2 separate regions of the Homo sapiens genome follow, and region 2 is linked to region 1. A link is a contact called in ENCODE Hi-C or POLR2A ChIA-PET data. All regions are on one chromosome and are shown on one strand. Each heading gives the region's core, a stretch centred on a gene start or an enhancer-like site at or near the end of the contact. The rest is flanking DNA. Distances are from core to core; before and after follow the strand shown.

What was found. Hi-C counts contacts between places; a loop is a spot of excess contacts on that map. ChIA-PET counts read pairs that join two places held with the same protein, here RNA polymerase II (POLR2A). Pooled maps may share reads with other maps.
Region 2: a pooled map shows a loop between it and region 1 (2.1-fold over the local background). The contact joins two enhancer-like sites. A Hi-C loop is called at or near these places in 4 of 50 pooled maps. POLR2A ChIA-PET finds 5 or more read pairs at or near these places in 3 of 52 experiments (GM12878 and activated CD4-positive, alpha-beta T cell).

What each region holds. Positions count from the first base shown.
Region 1 is chr18:48,812,747-48,818,084 of GRCh38, forward strand. CTIF (cap binding complex dependent translation initiation factor) reads left to right here. Exons shown (of 12, transcript NM_014772.3): 10 at 4,475-4,630. CTIF-AS1 (CTIF antisense RNA 1) reads right to left here. Exons shown (of 3, transcript XR_935449.3): 3 at 5,254-5,338. Among named protein-coding and RNA genes, the nearest start is that of CTIF-AS1, 26 kb to the right of the region's middle. RefSeq lists an enhancer at 1,426-1,585. Within about 2 kb of position 1,330, at least 11 of the 41 ENCODE cell types and tissues checked have a DNase peak (open chromatin) inside an H3K27ac peak, as active enhancers do.
Region 2 is chr18:48,994,515-49,000,038 of GRCh38, forward strand. No RefSeq gene overlaps it. Among named protein-coding and RNA genes, the nearest start is that of DYM-AS1, 26 kb to the right of the region's middle. RefSeq lists enhancers at 107-876, 877-1,644, 2,002-2,700. Within about 2 kb of position 3,762, at least 24 of the 41 ENCODE cell types and tissues checked have a DNase peak (open chromatin) inside an H3K27ac peak, as active enhancers do.

The DNA.
Region 1 (5,338 bases), core at 80-2,579:
CTGTCTCAAAAAAAAAAAAAAAAATGAAAAAAGAAAAGAAAATTATTCCGCTAAGTAAAACTGGGGCAGGGCAAGGGACTTCCGGAACACTGTGAACACTTTTTACCCAAAGAGTCAACTCATTTTTATTATTATTTATTTTCAGTGAGAAAGTTTATTTCTCTGCTCTCTTTGTTCTGTGTATTCTGGTATGCTTTTTGAAAACTTCTCTAATTCACAGACTAGATGTCCACTCTCTATCTTCTCTATCGTTTTTCTTTTTGTTTCTAGTCTATTTATCTTTGTATTCAGCTTTCTGGTCTATTTATCTATTCTGCTCTCTAGGTGGTTTCCAAGTTTATCTTCTGCATTACTTTTTCTGCATTATCCATTCTATCCTTTACTGCCTCCAATTCATTTTGATTTTGCTGTTGGATTTCTAGTTTCCATTGGCTCTCTCCTAATCCCAGTTCCTGTCTCACACTTCATTTCAGCCTGAGAGTTGCTTAGCTAATCACAATCCCTTCCTTCGAATGCCTATTCACACATCATAGAATCTATATTGTCATTCTCCTTACATACAAGCCCACATGTTTTGCACTTGAGTTTTTCATTTTATTTATATCTGGTTGATTGTCATTAATATGTTCAGAGTTACACATTTCCATTAAGTTTTCACGACACTGCTCCTTTATTCTGCCAGGCAGGATTTTTGTGTAGATGCCATATTGCTCTGCGCCTCCCTCAATCCTGAATGAGATCACCCCTGTCTGGTCTTTTGTGTTTGCTGTGCGCATCAGCCTTGGACTAGCTTGGTGTCTGCTTAGGCAGAGTCTCCCTCTCAGACCTAAAGCTGGAGGGTGGCTTCATGAGCTCATCTCAAATCCAATTTCCAATATTTAGCAGGCATTCAATCTCCTAGTAACCTTTGCTAGCCCAAAACAGAATGCTCTCTTGATGCCATGGATGATCAGGAAGAAACTGAGTCAAGAGCTAGTTCTTTGATCAGATGCAATCTATTTTTTAAAACTTCAGTTCCTTGTACACACTGCCTCCAAGTTTTTTCCTGCCCCAGAGGGCTTTGCCTGAGAGCACCATCCCTTAAAGGACACAGCATTTCACCCAGTCTCCTCCTGCCCCTGCACTGCCCCGAATCTCCAAGGCCTGGAATAAGGGTGGTGCAGATGGGAGCTGCCTTAATACACAGGCACAGGGCTTTGCTAGTACTGACAGATACTGTCTACCAGCCAGAGACAGATAGAGGAAGGGGCTGAAGCCTCAAGCTACCCCCTGTCTTTGGTCTTCTGGGTCCCCTGGGCAACCAGAATTTGTTGGTGACAGCACTTTAGTTAATGATGTCACCTCCTGAGTCTGGGAGGAGTCTGCTGGGGAACTGTTATCTTCCTTCTCAGTGTTGCTGTGGGACTTTGTTCTTTGATGTGTGCCTTCATGGGTATTTTTAGGGAATATAAGGAAATGACAAGCTGGGGGTTGATAGAGGGGCACCATTTTAACACCCGAGTTAGCACTTGATAAAGGCCTAGAGTTGTGGTTCAGAGCCATGGTTGCACGTTAGAATCAGCTGGGGAGCTGCCAAAAATTACCAGTGTCTGAGCCCCACCCTGACCAGTTACACAAGACTTTCCGGGGTGGGGTCCCAACATCAGCAGCCTCAGAGTTCCTCCAGGTGACTCCAATGTACAACCAGGGCAAGAGCGTTTAACCCAGAGCAGAGAAGGGGCTTAATTTTTCATTCAAGTTCTAGTACTGTGTGGCCTTAGTCATGTCTTTTAATATCTTTGTGCCTTAGTTGTCCCCATTTTAAAATGAGAATGGTAATGCCCACTCTTGCTCAGATCACATAAGAATATTGTGGGATAAACAAAGGTTCATGAGAATGAAACCACCAAAAGATGTGTGACTTCAAGCCCAGTAGTGCAGGGTCCTTGGCAGGCCCTGGGGTGGCAGGCAATGTAATTCATTCATTCACAAAGACCCTGAACAGCTAGGACCCCCTGTGAACACTGCCTGCTCCAGGCTCTGGACTAGGGAGAAGAGACAAAGCTGTCAAAGATGCTGGGCACGCACTACTTGCGGGGTCCCTGGAGTCTCTTGTGGTCCCTTTTCACCCTGGGTGAAAGATAAACAGCAGAACTCTACAATCATACCCAGGTGGACAATTCAGTGAGAAAGGAGTGGGGAGGCAGGAGGCCTGAGGGGTCAATATGAGGCCCATGAGGTCTGCAGGCATGGCTGCACTTACAAGGGACCGTGTGGACAAATGGCTTCGTGGAAAGTACAGACTTGGAGAGTGACTAAGCGTGGGCTCTGATGCACTACTTTCCAATTTAAAAACACCATAAGAGCTGCTCTTGCCACAAAAACAAACAAAACAAAAATGGGTAACTGTGAGATGATGGATATGTTGTTTGCTTCACTATAGTAACCTTTTTACTGCCTATATGTATCCCATTGCATCATGTTGTATACCTTAAATATACACAAAAACATTTTTTGAAAAATAAAAAACACCATAAGGAGAAAAAATGTTTGGTCTCCAGAGCAGGCTGACGTCAGTTTGAATCCCAGCCCTGCCACTGGCTCATAGTCATGGGCAAGTTACACAACTTCTCTATCCTCAGATTCTCCATCTATAAAATGGGGCAGTAATAGGACCTGCCTTATAGGACCATTGTGATAACTATGTAAAATACCACAATTAATATCCTTGGCTCAGTGTCTGGCTCACAAATAGCAGCTGCTGCTGTTACTGTTTTACATATAAATATAGATATCAAAATAGTTATAGATACACACACAAGTATATACTTTTTTGTAACTGATGAAACTCAGGTCATTATAAGCTGTGGCCTAGGCTCATCCAAAGCTGGCACTGCAGGGCTTCTCAGCCAGCCCCTGACCTGCCACCTGAGGAGACCAAGGCCCACCCTCTAGATTGCACCTTCATCACTCACAAGGGACAGATGTTAACCAAGTCATCTCTGAGGGCCTTCCATCTCTGGAGATGCTGAGATTCTGGTGCCAAGGATGCTTGGCTGAAGTCAGCAGTGGTGTGGGGGACTGGGCTGTGGGAATGCTCTGAGTCACATTCTACAACCTGTCTTCCCATGTTCTATTTTGGTGGTGACACAGTCACCCAGACCAAGAATCTTGGCGTCATCTTGGAGTCTCCCCTTTCCATCAACCCTTACAACCCACCACTTAGCAAGTACTATTGACCTTCACAATGTCTCTTGTGTCACTCCTGTATTGGTCAGCTATTGAGGCTGAACAAACAACCATAAAAATCTCAGTGGCACGCAGCAGTAAGCGTGCATGTAGATGGTGTGTGTGCAGGTTGGTTGGGGGTCACCTGACCTAGGCTAGACTTAGGTGAGGCCCTGTCGCATATGTTGCCCACCTTCTCCCTGGGACCATCAGGCTAGCCCAGAGAGAGTCTTCTTAGGATGACAGAAGAAACATGAAAGTCAACATAAATATTTAACGCCTCACATCAGAATTGGCACACCATCACTCCTGCCTCATTCTATTGGCCAAAGCAAGACATATGGCCAAAACCAAAGACAAGAGGTAGGGGAAATATCTTTCTGAATATTATTTAAGCTACCCCAGATTCTTATCTTTCAGCTCTCAGAGCGCTGAGGTTTTAATTTCATCCTGCCTGGATGCTTGCAGTGGCCTCCTGTGTGGTCTCCACACCTTAGCTATATTAACCTTTCTGTTGAGCACTGGTATGACTGTGGTATTTCATGGCCCCATCCCCAAAACCTTCCCTAGCGACCATCCCATGGAACCCAGCTCCTTGGTTTTTTATACTTTCTTCTCTTGTATCACAGTGATGAATGAATATGTCTTATCTTAGCTCCTAGTGCAGAGCCTGTCACACAATGGGGCAATAATATTTTTAAGGAGGATGAATGAATGAATGAACGAATGAATGCCTAGGCCCCTCGAGGGACGGGCTGTAGCTGTGTAGCCCAGTGCTGGGGCGCTAGCCCACATGGTCCTCTGTTGCCACTGCTGATGATGTGTGGGTGGGCAGTGTTCTGGTTACCCCCAGTCCACCACGCAGAGGGCATGACTTGGGGGTTAGCAAAGGGAGACGGTTTAGCCACAGGGAGTTAAGTGGAAAAGTGCTGAGTCTGGGGAGGGTGTCACCTCCCGTTCTACCTCATCCTCCCACATCAGCATTGCTGTCAGTGAAGGAGGATGACCAGCAGGTCTGGGCAATGCCTAGAGGCAAGGAAGCTGTGTCCCCAACCTGGGGACACCTGAAGAAGAGGTGTTATGGCCCCAGGTCAGGGTGGTCCCAGCCACAGAGAGTGCAATCACGCACCCCCATCCTCATTTAAAACATGGGGTTTGCCTGCTGCCCAGGAGCAGCCCCAAGACAACAGATGCTCTGCACAGCAGGGTGGCACCCAGGCCCCTCCCCAGCCCCGGGAGGCTGACGCGGTCTCTCATGCCTCCACAGAAGGACTTCACGGTGCGCGAGGAGCTGCAGCAGCAGGACGTGGAGCGCTGGCTGGGCTTCATCACCTTCCTGTGCGAGGTCTTCGGCACCATGCGCAGCAGCACAGGCGAGCCCTTCCGTGTGCTCGTGTGCCCCATCTACACCTGCCTCAGGGAGGTAAGAGACCTGCCGCCTGTGCCCCCTGCACAGCCAGACAGCACCAGGTCTGGAATGCGTCTCAGATAACTGGGACAAAGCTGTGAGGGTAGGCTCACTTAGAAAGGGACCCATCCGGGCCAGGCACGGTGGCTCACACCTGTAATCCCAGCACTTTGGGAGGCCAAGGCAGGTGGATCACCTGAGGTAAGGAGATCGAGACCATCCTGGCAAACACGATGAAACCCCATCTCTACTAAAAATGCAAAAATTAACCAGGCGTGGTGGTGGGTGCCTGTAATCCCAGCTACTCGGGAGGCTGAGGCAGGAGAATTGCTTGAACCTGGGAGGTGGAGACTGCAGTGAGCCGAGATCGCACACTGCACTCCAGCCTGGGCGACAGAGCGAGACTCGGTCTCCAAAAAAAAAAAAAGGGGGCCCATCCTTCAGCAAAGAGATGTGCAACAGCAGTCACTTCTGCTCCCCAAAGCCAGGTCTTTCTTCGTTGGGTTTATATAAAGGGAACCAGCACCCCCTTCCCCCGTGGGGTGTTGTGAACTGAGGCTCCAGTCATTCCCAATCGGGAGCACTGGCTGCAGAGGGGAGGCCTATGGTAAGTGTTGTCTCAATGAGCGATCTTGGAATTGGATTGGACTGGTTTGCCACTGGATTATTTATTCTATGAAAACATATTTTCTTCTAAATTTCATCTGAAAAAGAAAGAAACAA
Region 2 (5,524 bases), core at 2,512-5,011, 180 kb after region 1:
CACGCAGCCTTTCATGTGCACACACAGACGTTCACACCCACACACGGCCTCACAAATGGCAAAGAGCAGACCCGCCAACAAAAGGAGGAAGCAAGAATTAATACATCTGTTTTTTTCTTCAAAAAATTTTAATTGATACTTGGCATTTAGTCCAGTAGGGAAACTAAAATAGCTAGTTATTTGTGTAGAAATAGTTCCCAGGGTGCTTCCCTCCCTTCCTCCCCGCAACCCCTTTACTCCTCCCCCACCCCTGCCCCCGACACAACGACCCTACAGAACATCCAGGGACAACCCTGCTCTGACAAACCCAAAGGGAAAAATGCTGAACATCATTTGTTAAAATGTGGCCAGTAGCAAGACGCAGAGATGGCGGGCAATTTAAAATGTGGCCAGTAGCAGGACGCAGAGATGGTGGGCGATTTGGGGGTTTTGAGGGGAGGGCCTTTGTGCCCTCCAGTTTCGTGCCATTGAGTTTGAAGGCGTGCGGAAAGCAGAGACAACTGTCACGCCTCCCAAACAGTGACCCAACCCACCTAACCCACACCAGTCCCCTGCTTCCCAGGACCCCTTCTCTGTACCGTCCTGCCATAAGCCCTGCAAGACCTGCCTTCCCAGGAGAACTCCCATCTCCACATCCTGCTCCCCAGGTCCCAGCGCCTCTCCCACCCATCAGCCCTTGAGTGGATGCCTCGGCACGGGGGTCACACTCAGAGCTCCCCACTGCCTTCCCACTCAATGCTTTTCAGTTGGCTTTGTGGAGTGTTTGCCCTCTGCAGTCAGACTCTGTCTTTTGAGGGGTACAGGGCCTGTAACTTGAGCCCCAGCAGTGTCCTCACACCTCCAGTACACAGAGGAGGGACCCACATGGAGCAGGTGGTGGTGATAGCCTGTGCCTGTGGCTGGATTCTATGGTCTGCCCTAACAAGGCACAGCTCAGGAACCCAAGAGCTGTCTGTGATATTGACCAAGGGCCCTTCTTGGAAACCTCCTTGTGGCCAGGCCCAGAAATAGGATGGCAGGAGAAGCCGCCAGACCTCCTAGGCATGGGCTCCCTTTCAGAATCCTCCAAGCTGGTGAGGACGGCGGGAAGGCAGAGTACAGGGCAGACAGTGATGCCCGCCTGGAGCCAGGCCGGGGATCAGCCTAGGCGCAAGCCACGCATCCACATGGGTTCCTCTGCATTGAGAACTGCCGACAGGACGTCCTCGGAGTCCCAAGCAATTGTCTGGTTTGTGATGGACCCATCTTTCATTTCTTGATTATTCAGTAGCTTCGTGTCCTAGAAACCAAGAGGACCATTTCTATAAAAGAGGTTGGTTGAATAAAGACAGCGTGAGAATAGAGGAGCTCCTATTCCCGAAGTCAGCTGCCTGTTCTGCTTTCAGGCCCAGCAAACACCCCAGCCAGAGGAACTGGGGCCCTTTGCCCCTTCATGGTGTTCGCAGCCCCTCATCACCCGCTCCCCTGGAAGGCCTGCTGAAATGCAGATGTCCATAAGGTCTCCCACACACCCAGTTTCAGCAGCTCTAGCTTGGGTCTAGGATAGTCACTCAACAAACACGTATTGAGCAGCCACCATCTTCCAGGAGCCCTGCTGAAGTGGCAGCGGATAAGGCAGGTGGCTCCCTGCTTTCATAGAGCTTCTGTCTAGAGAAAGGTGCCCAAGCTGTAGGTGCCTCAGAATCGCCTGAGGTGCTTGTTAACACAGAAGGCTGGTCACAGCCCCGGAGTTCCCAACCAGCAGGTGTCTGGGGTGGGACCTGAGAATTTGCTTGTTTCAGAAGTTTCCAGACAAGGCTGAGGCTGCTGGTCTAGGAGCCACATTTTGAAAACCACTGGCCCAGCCAATCCCCACAGGAACAGGACCTAGGGCAGTGATATTTCAGGAGAAAAGACTGGTGATTCAGAAAAACACAAGGGTGGCCAGGCACGGTGGCTCACACCTGTAATCCCAGTACTTTGGGAGGCCGAGGCGGGTGGATCACCTGAGGTCAGGAGTTTGAGACCAGCCTGGCCAACATGGTGAAACCCCGTCTCTACTAAAAGTACAAAAATTAGCCGGGCGCGGTGGCAGGCGCCTGTAATCCCAGCTACTCAGGAGGCTAAGGCAAGAGAATCACTTGAACCCAGAAGGCGGAGGTTGCAGTGAGCTGAGATCACACCACTGCACTCCAGCCTGGGTGACAGAGTGAGACCCTGACTCAGAAAAAAAAAAAAACCAACAACAAAAACCCAAAAAACCCCCAAGCATGCATGAGAGGTCAGCAGCCCATGGTCCGCAGACCCCGAGCACATCAGAGCCTCAAGGCTCCACCTGAAAAGCTGCTACAATGGAATGACCTCTGCAATTCTTTCCAGGTCTCACTTCTGGAGGACGGGTGAATTGGGAGCAAAGGCAGGGAGGCTGGCAGAGGTTTCTGGAAGTCAGTGGGGCAGGGCCAGCGCTAGAGAAGAGGAGGCTTTGAGGCTTGTCTTGGCTTAGGCCTTCTCCTCCTCCTGGGCACCACCCTGAACTGACCCTACCCCCCCAGACACTGCTGCGGCCTGGCTGCCCTGGGGAGGGCAGGCCAGGGCCAGCAAGACCTGGGAGCCTCTGCGGCCCACGACACCTACAGTTTTAGAATCTGGAGAGCAGATGCCTCTGGCTTGCTAAGCAACTCATGAAACAAACAGCTTGCTTCAGGGCTTTCTTTTTTGAAGCTGACTTTGTTGTTTGGGTGGGGAGATGTGTGTATAGATAAGCTTCTCAAAGTGATGACATCACAAGAATAATAAAAATGCCACATTGCACCCTGTGTCTTTCACCTCCCAGGCACGTTTTCAAAACTAATCATAGGTCAATTCCCCTTCTTGCCAGCTCCAGGGACCTGCAGAGATGGGAGGCGCTGCTGAAAACCCTCTAAGGGGGGCAGCGCCGCCTTACCTCTCAGAGCTGCATTTCCCTCTCTTAGAAAAGGGACGAGCTAGGTGGATTTTAAAGTTCCTGCCAGTTCCCAATTATTTACCCAGAACTGATTTTAACTGAGTGTTTGACCAAAGCTTTGGTCCATGAGCCTTCCATTGCCGGGGTGTTTATTTTACATAAAATTTATCTGGATACTCACACGTAGAAGTTTTTCTTTTGGTATGGAAAGGGGTCAGAAGATTCTCCAGGTTTTGAGGGGCCCTGAAGCTTACACAATTTGCAAGAGTGTCTCCTTCAGGAAAATAATACAGAATTACTGATCATAATTCGGTGCTGGGTCCTGGTAGAGGCCCAGGCTGTAATGTGTCCAGAGGCACAAGGCTCAGCTCCACACTCTACCCTCTTTCGTTGTGATTAAAGGTCCACAGGCGTCCTGGGCAAATATCAGTTTCTTGAGTCTCAGAGACCCTTGAGACTGTCACAGGCTTGAGTTGGCACTTTGCAAACCTGAGTGTCTCCCGCGCCCATCCTGCCCTGGCCCATGTTTTGGCCGTGACACTGTGTTGCCAGGCAACCATCTATCCTATAGGAATTCACACTCATTCTTCCAGCAGACACATTTAATTTCAGGCCCAGAGTGCTTGGTGACGCGGGGTGACACCAGCCTGCGCCCTCACAGAAATAGCCTGAAGGACTGAGTCAAAAGTAGCTGGGGGAACTGATCCCCACATTTGATCTTCTTCCCCTAAAATAGCTTGGTCCTGTTTATGGGGCTGCTCTGAGAGGGGACGTGGGCGTGGGGCTGTGCTCACAGCTTCCTCCCTCCTGCTGGGTGCTTGCTTTTCTGTGGCCATCAGGAGAGACATCCGTAGTGACTCAGGGCCCTGGACATGATGTAACACCCCTGGCTCCCAGGGTGGTGGGGAATGCGTGACTGCCTTGGAATTCCAGGCGGGACCCTTGGTGCCTGCCTGCCAGTTCTTGACTAAGGTCAGGTGCGGCTGAGAGCTGCGCTCACCAGCCTTGGGGTGGAGGCTGGGAGGGTGTCCTGGCCCCGAGCCAGACCTCCCACTGACAACAGGCCCAGTCCTGAGCCCCGTGGGGACACCCTTCCATCCCATTCTCTAGAGCAGTGGTTCTCAGCCTCGGCTCCATGCTGGAACCACCTAGGGTGCTTTAAAATATCCTGATTCTGATGTAACCGTGAGATTCTAGTGTGCAGCCAAGGTTGAGAGCCAAGGGACTCCTGCCCAGCGTCCCCTCCCTGACCAGCTGCTGAGCTTTTCCCTTTTGGCAAGCGTCTCAGGGGCCCTGGGCACCCTCTGGGCTCTGACATTCCTCTCCTGGCTTGAGCAGAGCTGCCTGTCCTGCAGGAGCCAACAGTCCTCAGGCTCCAAGACCCTCGGCCAGGCATCAGGTCTTAGCCCTGTGCTCTGCCCAGGGCCCTTCCAGGGTGCTGGGGAAGACGTAAGATCTCGAGAGGCCGTGGGATGCTAGAACAGGGCTGCGGTGGGAGAAGGTGCTGGCCGATGAGAATGGAGGTGACCTGCTTGTTGGGTTTTGAAAATATAATGAAGTCAGTGTGTGTATCAGTAAAAATAGAGCTCTAAGCCCCTAAACAAGCAAACACAGGCTATCCACTAAAATAAGATTTTATAATTTGTTCATTGGTCAGTTTATATTTATTTTTGTTTTTAATTGCGGTAAAAAGCACATAATATAAAATTTACCTTCATAACCATTTTTAAGTGTTCAGTTCAGTGGTGTTAACTTTGTTCACCTTGCCATGTGACAAATCTCCAGAACTTTCTCATCTCACCAGAACTTTCTCATCTCACCAAACTGAAACTCTGTTCCCATTAAACAACTCCTCTTCCCTACCCCCCGGTCCCTGGCAACCACCATTTGACTTTCTGGTTTCATGACTTTTTTTTTTTGAGACAGAGTCTTGCTCTGTCGCCCTGGCTGGAGTGCAGTGGCTCGATCTCCGCTCACTGCAACCTCCACCTACCAGGTTCAAGCGATTCTTGTGCCTCAGCCTCCCGAGTAGTTGGGACTACAAGTATGTGCCAGCCCACCCAGCTAATTTTTGTATTTTTCGTAGAGACAGGGTTTTACCATGTTGGCCAAGCTGGTCTCGAACTCCTGACCTCAAGTGATCCACCCGTCTGGGCCTCCCAAAGTGTTGGAATTACGGGCGTGAGCCACTGCGCCCAGCCTGTTTCCATGATTTCGACTTCTCTAGATACATCGTAAAAGTGGGATCATACAGTATTTATCCTTTTGTGACTGACTTATTTTACTCAGCATAATGTCCTCAAGGTTCATCCATGTTGTAGCTCATGAAAGGATTTCCTTCTCTTTTTTAAGGCTGAATAGTATTCCATCGTGTAGATAGGCCGCATTTTTTTTACCCGTTCATTTGCGGAGGGTCATTTGGTTGCTTCCACCCCTTGGCTGTGGTGGACAGTGCAGCTGTCAACACTGGTGTGCAGAAATGTCGTCAAGACCCTGCTTTCAGTTCTTTTGAGCACATACCCACAAATGGGATTGCTGGATCATATGGTAATTCTATGTGGAGGTTTTTGAGGCACCACCGTACTATGTTCCACAGCGGCT